Linked DNA regions of Homo sapiens: region 1 is linked to region 2. The links are chromatin contacts, found by Hi-C or POLR2A ChIA-PET in ENCODE. All regions are on one chromosome and are shown on one strand. Each heading gives the region's core, a stretch centred on a gene start or an enhancer-like site at or near the end of the contact. The rest is flanking DNA. Distances are from core to core; before and after follow the strand shown.

Region 1 (3,771 bases), core at 76-2,575, 140 kb after region 2:
GCTTAGTATAAGAAAATAGCATTTCTCACACCAGTCTTTCTTTATGGTTAACCAGACCACTAGACCTTCAGACGGCCTTCGTGGGTTGCAGGTTGAGTGTTTGTTGACAGAAAGGGATAAAGAACAAAGTCATAATGCATGTGATATATGGGGAAGTGAAAGAACAACTTTAAGTCCATTTGGTTAAGAATAGGAATATGAACTTATGAGGCCAACCCCACCTGGGGTTTCTGGCGTGGGAAGGGGCTGCCTCATCAGTGCAGGGTCACCCATAAGCAGGCATGGGCACTGGCAGAGCAGGGGCACCAAAAGAATCCCAGTACCATTACATGGGTGATGTTGGCTATTTGATATTTTGAAAAACATCTAAAATGTGTCATTGTAGGAAAAACCAGAACTTTGCTGGACTTCTTTACAGGCATGTGCATGATGGCATTGTTTCCTACATTAAATTACGTATGGAAGCACCATCAACTTTGCAGTGCCCAGAGTCTCTGAAGATCTTAATCTGGCCCTGCCGATCATGGTTGATGGGGCAGTGAACTCATTTCATCTATCATATACTTTCAAATATGTGTGTGTGTGTGTGGGTGGGTGGGGGGTTCCCATTATGTAATAAGAGGTAAATGGGATAAGAACAGTTTCTGTGTAAATCCTTGAGGAATAATAGTGGTCTTTGGGGAAGGTTGGTCTAATTCAGTTATTAACATTGGGGTTAGTGTTCTGAAAAGCTCCTATTCCTCCTTCAACACTTTCCCTGCGGTTACCTTTGTGAAGCTTTCTTTTCCCAGCTCCCTGCTCTTGCTTCCCCCAGCAATTATCAACTCCTCTTCTGTGCCATAGGTATTATATTTATCACATTGCATCATGCTCCCTTTTATTCACTTCTGATTCCCTGTGAGGCTCAGAGCTCCTGGAAATATGTCTCTTGTTCATTATCTTATCTCATTCATCTTTGTATCTAGCACAGTCCCTGAGACCTGCTGGAGGCTCTGAGATTATGCCACAGACAGTTTAAAACCAGACTCTGGAGGCTAGGGGAGTTTCTAAGAAAAAGATGTCCTTTGGTGACTCCGCTTTTAAGACATGTCAGGTGTCTAACACTGGCCCCCCAGCAGGACAGATGAGCTTGATTGCCTCTAGAGCTTCTCATTTCTCCTCACAGCTTTTCTGCTAGGCTGCTCGGTGACTCACAGCAGGAAGAGGAGGCATTGGTGCTAAACTGTCCCCTAACACCTCCTCCACCATGCCCCAAAAAACCAAAAATGACAAAAAAAAAAAAAACTAGCTGAGATACTTTGGGTTGCCGGGCCCATCACTTTCTGCTTTTCAGTTCCTTATTCTGTAGAAGTCATGAGTTGAAATGGGAGACCTAAGTTTCCTTCAGGCTGTAAACTCTCTGAGTCTTTGATACTACTGCTGGGCAATGGTCATCTCATACTCCTGCCCTCCTCCCACTCTGCAGAGCAGATCAGGCCTGGTTCCCAAGGAACAAGACCTGCACCCACCCCAGCCCCTGGGCTGCCCTTCTGTAGCATGTCTTTCCTTGCTGTCTGCCTCTGTGCTCTCCTGCTGTACCTTTCATTCTGTGGATCAAGCCTGCTCTCAATGGCCATTTTAACCAGATTTTATCTCTGTAAAAATGGTAAGTGATAAATTTAGAACATTACATATACCATGATGCTATTTATGTGTTTTATTTTCAACTTCATGTGCTGGCCTTTTGTCTGCTTGCTCTCAGATCCATTCCAGACCATCCTCTATCTGGGCTTTGTATCCTTGGGAACTACATTTTCCAGGCTCATTTCCAGACTGGCTAAGGAGAGCCAGTGACAGACACTGGAGAATGAGAGGAGGGAAGAAGACAGGTTATGTCTCCCTTTCTCCCTGCTTCACATGGTGTCTGATAGGTTTCGTCCATGTCTCCACCTACTGTCAGATAGCCTCTTCCTCTACTGCTCCAGATTTAGCTGGAAGTGCTGCCATGGTCCCAGATTCTTCCAGTTGACCCAAGCTCCTGGGCTCTGGTAACTCTGCTTCCTCCCTCTGTCCCTCCAGCTCCAGGGTTGATAGTGGCTTCCTGCTGTTCTGTGGCCACTGAACTCCCCCACCATCTCTGTTAAATTCCCTCTGCTTGCAATGTCATATCTAGCACTGCTCTGCCTTCTGATTGCACTCTGACTAAAACACTCTGAATGTATGTGCACAATGTATATATGTGCAAAAACACAAATATATGAGTATTCATCTGAATATACATGTATGAAAGCACATAATGTATGAAGATATGTACATGTATGAAAACACACAGAAGAAGATCTAGAAGTTTACACATGAAACTGTTAAGAGTGGAGTGTGTGTCTGGGAAAGGAATGGGACTGGGCTGGTGTGGAGTTGTGAAGGAGGATCGCGGCTTTTTAAAAAGTAGCTTTATTGTGGCATCATTTACATATAAAAGACTATAGCTTTTATATGAGTTTGATTTTTTTTACAATGAACTTGTATTCACATGTTGCTTATATAATATGAAAAATAACTAGTTAAAAATATTAACAGCAGGAGTGGGCAATATATCAAGTGCTTTAGCCTAAGCTGTAATCCATGTAGGGAAAGCTCTGCAGAGATGCTGACATTCATAAATGTTACTATTTACCATGTTCCAGGCACTATGCTAGGCCTTGAAGGGCTATCAATATGGGCATGATCCCTCTCTGTGTTATCTGCAATAATTAAATACACAATTTGTGTCAACCTTTACTCATTATGAAGAAGTAAAGAGGGCAACACCAGGCCTAGTCTAGTCAGTGTAGGCTCCCTTGAGGCCATGACTCACCAGCTAACACCCAAAAGTTGAGTAAAAACAGCTTAGTTACTGGAGGGACATGCACAGGCAGTAGGGGACAGTCAAGCTGAGCTGATGCTGATTGCTTCCCTGGTTCCTGTGCTCAGGGAAGCTGTTCTAACAAGAGAGAGTTCTTTAGAAAGTGTTTCTCATTGGAACCTGGTGGGGGTGTGGGGGTCGCCAGTCTATTGGAAGTGTGTGTAAATTATGGGAGGAGTCTGTGAGGGCTGTCGCCATGCCTCCCACAGTGCTGGACCCACTGTCTGTACCCCAGGTGGCTCTCGCCTGAGAGGGGGAAGCCAGTGGCATGCATCTTGCAGTGATTGACAAGGCTGCTTGGAGGTGGCTCAAAAACTAAGGACACTCTGGAATCAACAATGATGCCAAAGGTGCTGATGTCCATCAACCCCCTCATCCTTTGATAGGAACAACTGACATTTTTCTCAGTCTTTAGTATAGTAGTGTGCAATGTTCAAGACAAGTCCTTTGTTCAGCTTCCATCCATATTTCCAGCCATAAGTTCTCCTTGAAAAGAAATGCTGAACCTTGTGGTTAAAAGGTACCCATGGCGCAGGCTTCATTCTTCCAGAGCTTGTATTTTTCCTCTTTTTTGCATAATTCAATTCAAATGTTTTTTGCTTGAGTCTTGGTTTTCCAAATTTATAGATGTTTCAGCTATGGCTGTCATCCCCTTATTTTATTATAAGTCACCAATCTCCTTATTTTATTGTAAGCCACCCATTTTTTTCATGAGATTAGGTTACTCACAAAGTAGCCCATTAATTGCAATTATAGTTTAATTACAGCATGTCCAGGTCTCTCCAGACCATATAAAATCAGGTTACATTTCCTTTTGATGTCCAAATTACAAAGGTAACAACATACTCTTAGCTTGACCTCAGTGTCCTCCAGCTATTTCTGGGCGTCTC
Region 2 (3,558 bases), core at 173-2,672:
TGCTGGGCCAAAAAAAATGTTTAATGGTATCATCTCATCTAGTTTAGGAGGTTTACATTTTATCTGGTGATCTTCTAGCCAAAGGACAACCCAGTCAAATCTAACATCTCAATATCTTGAATTCACTTCCATCTCCTTTATAAAGACAGATCATTTATTCATGGTAACTGTGGCTGAAGCAGAAATATCCAAAGTAATCATACCACTCCTTTACCTACTTACTCTTTTAAATAACATAGTACTACACACTAGAAAGTGATACAACAATATAGTAAATCTACATGAATCATCTCCCAATTTTACTTCAAACTATTTCTGGTTCCTTTATTACCAAACGAAGCCCATTCTACCTTCAGTAATATGCTGTATACCAATTACACATTTTAACTTAACAGCTTAAATTTTAAGATATTTCCCTGTTTTTTAAAAAAAATCAGTTCAACAACTTAATTACTTATTGACTTGCTAAGACAAATGAAGATTTGTATTTTACACACTTTAAGGAATGTTTATAAAGCTTCTTTTCTTCTCTGGCCTACAAAATTCTGTGTATCCATACACGGTCAAATACAAAGAAGTCAGCGACATATGGAAGAGATCCAGAAAACACAACTAAACTAGTGCCATTCACAGGATCCGACTGTATCCTATCATCTGCTTTTACAAGTATCCTCATGGGATCCATGGAAAACAAATTAGTTGAAGTCCAAGAATTTCAAACTTTTCTAACAAATCTATTCCAAATGGCCACTTTCCCACGCACTTTCCTTAAGCAGGTCACATCAACATCTTTATGGCATCACTCAGGGTTCTCTAAGATTAGCTGCATCATTTAATACCAAAAGAATGAATCAAGGGCATTTTCAACTGTTTTTCCCTGAAAAATAAATAAAACTAAAGCTATCGTCCATGTATCATCTATGTATAATTCATCTATTGAGACCTCTTTTGGCATCTGAGATTCCAGAAATCCAAGGTACTCATTTTCTAATACTGAGTGTATACAGTATACAAGAGTTCCAGTATACTGAGTTTTCAGTTTTACCATCTGAGGAAAAAAAGTCAAACAATGTTTATTATACAGTGTCATATAAACTAACCTAACTTAATGTTTACATGCCACTTATTAAGGTAAATAAAAAATGTTATTTAATTAAGAACATAACATTTTGAAGAGAGGGTTAAAATTTTCTGTCAAGAGCCTACCTCTACCTTCACTTGCTCAAGAGGTAGCATTACAGCCAAAACTCTGAAGACATTGGAATGGCCTGAGATACTCCACTTAGCTCAAACACAAAAACTATCTATTTTGCTTATTTACTGGCTCAAAAGACAAATATCATCTTACATGTTTCATCGTGTTCCACAAGAAAATGAAAGAGGAAGTGACCAATAGTAAAACAGTTATGCTTAAAGAATACCTCCTTCTCATCAAGACCCAGAACTACTTTACTAAGAAAGTTGATCCCAAAACTCTAACTTGGCCTTCTATTCTGAACCTCTCTACCTCTCATATCCCTGTCTCCTTACACTGAGACCTCAAATCCCTTGCCCCTCTCATTTTCTATTAGCAACCTCCTTCCCAAAACCTTTATTTCTTTCCCTTTCCAACTCAAATCCCACTCTGGATTAACCCATCTTTCTATTCCTATACCATAAAATTCATGACTTTCAACCTCAACAAGAATTTCCCTGCTAATATTCCTCTTATGTGCTCCTTAGTCTCATGCCTCTCCCATTTCCCAGTAGGCTCTTCCCAAGCCCATGTCTGTCACAATGCTCAGTGAAGTACCTCATATCTCCACTTAAAAATGAGACCATTCCCAGTCTGTCTGAATCAGCACTGTACCTTCCATGGTACAGTGTGTGTGAAATATATCTTTTTCCTAAAGCTAATTTCTCAATATGTTCTAGGGAACTGATTAATTTCCATTTTAGATTCATCTTGACAACCGTTTACACTATTTCCCCTCTATCGTCAATCTCTCATTTCTTAGAGAATGACTTGCCACAGGATATAACCATTCTCAGGTCTCTTTTGGAAATCATCAAACCACTCTCTGAGTCCTCTATACTCACTCCTAGGTATCCCTTTTCATCCCTTCCTTAATAGCCATCACCCATCTTCACTGACTCACCACTCACTTCTCAACCCACTGCCATCTTGCTACCACTTCATTAAAATTTACCTTGCCAAGGTCACCTCTACAGCACCTTACAAAAGCATCTTTCTCACTAAGTCATAATTGTTTGTCCATATTTTTCCCACAATTGTGAGATCTTTGAGAACTTTTTGTCTATCATCATTGTAGCCCCAAAACTTAGTTTAAGACAAGCATTCAAATATGTTATGTGAATGGCTCAAAAACTATCAAAACTGGACCAGCTGTCAACAGGAGACTCTCCTGATAGGGCTCTGTGAAAATTTTTCAAGGAGTCTATCAAGTATGTTACCCCAGAGAAGTACATACTGCTTTCACCTTTTCTCACTTTCAAAATTTTGCACCCACTTCATCTACAGAGTTTGATTTACAAAACTTCAGGGACCAGCTGGGTGCGGTGGCTCACACCTGTAATCCCAGCGCTTTCGGAGGCTGAGGTGGAAGGATCAGTTGAGGTCGGGAGTTCGAGACCAGCCTGGCCAACATGGTGAAACCCCATCTCTACTAAAAATACAAAAATTAGCCAGGTGTAGTACGCGCCTGTAATCCCAGCTACCCGGGAGGCTAAGGCAGGAGAATTGCTTGAGCCCAGGAAGCAGAGGTTGCAGTAAGCTTGAGATCACACCACTGCACTCCAGCCTGGGCAACAGAGCAAGACTCCATCTCGGAAAGAAAAAAAAAAAACACTTCATGGACCAATAAAATGTTTCAAAGGGGAGCAGCGTAGTTTCCAACTAAGAACTTTAAAAAATCTAACAGTGTCATTGCACAAAAGAATTATCTTAATACATTAAGAGAAAATTAAAATGGACTTCAATCTCAGAAGAAAGGATAATTTCTTCCCAAGAAAAGACAGATGATACCCTTTCAGTGACATGAAGTATGATTTAAAAATTTTCAAATGCAGGCCAGGCGTGGTGGCTCACGCCTGTAATCCCGGCACTTTGGGAGGCCGAGGCGGGCGGATCACGTGAGGTCAGGAGTTCGAGACCAGCCTGGCCAACAAGGCAAAACCCCATCTCTACTAAAAATACAAAAATTAGCCAGGCGTGGTGGCACACGCCTATAATCCCAGGTACTCAGGAGGCTGAGGCAGGAGAAACACTTGAACTTTGGAGGTGGAGGTTGTAGTGAACCGAGATCGCGCCACTATACTCCAGCTGGGTGAAAGAGCAGGGCTCCATCTCAAAAATAAATAAATAAATATAAAAATTTTCAAATGGTACAAAATTATAAAATAACGGTTAACTGTTAACATACATACAACATTGTAAGCAATATTTTTCCAAAAAATTTTGTTAATCTGGGTATCTATATTTGATACTGAAACATGAAGTAGAGCTCAAATGTTCAATTTTTTTCACTTCATTTTCATCAATCTTTTGGAAAAATATAT

Evidence for each region. Hi-C counts contacts between places; a loop is a spot of excess contacts on that map. ChIA-PET counts read pairs that join two places held with the same protein, here RNA polymerase II (POLR2A). Pooled maps may share reads with other maps.
Region 1: a pooled map shows a loop between it and region 2 (1.9-fold over the local background). The contact joins two enhancer-like sites. A Hi-C loop is called at or near these places in 2 of 50 pooled maps. POLR2A ChIA-PET finds 5 or more read pairs at or near these places in 2 of 52 experiments (GM12878 and T-cell).

The regions. Positions count from the first base shown.
Region 1 is chr7:35,726,910-35,730,680 of GRCh38, reverse strand. No RefSeq gene overlaps it. Among named protein-coding and RNA genes, the nearest start is that of LINC03013, 12 kb to the right of the region's middle. RefSeq lists enhancers at 139-388, 1,299-1,398, 1,849-1,998. Within about 2 kb of position 1,325, at least 9 of the 41 ENCODE cell types and tissues checked have a DNase peak (open chromatin) inside an H3K27ac peak, as active enhancers do; they include GM12878, where a contact is called at or near this core.
Region 2 is chr7:35,867,160-35,870,717 of GRCh38, reverse strand. The region is part of intron 4 of SEPTIN7 (septin 7); the gene reads right to left. Among named protein-coding and RNA genes, the nearest start is that of SEPTIN7, 68 kb to the right of the region's middle. Within about 2 kb of position 1,422, at least 2 of the 41 ENCODE cell types and tissues checked have a DNase peak (open chromatin) inside an H3K27ac peak, as active enhancers do; they include GM12878, where a contact is called at or near this core.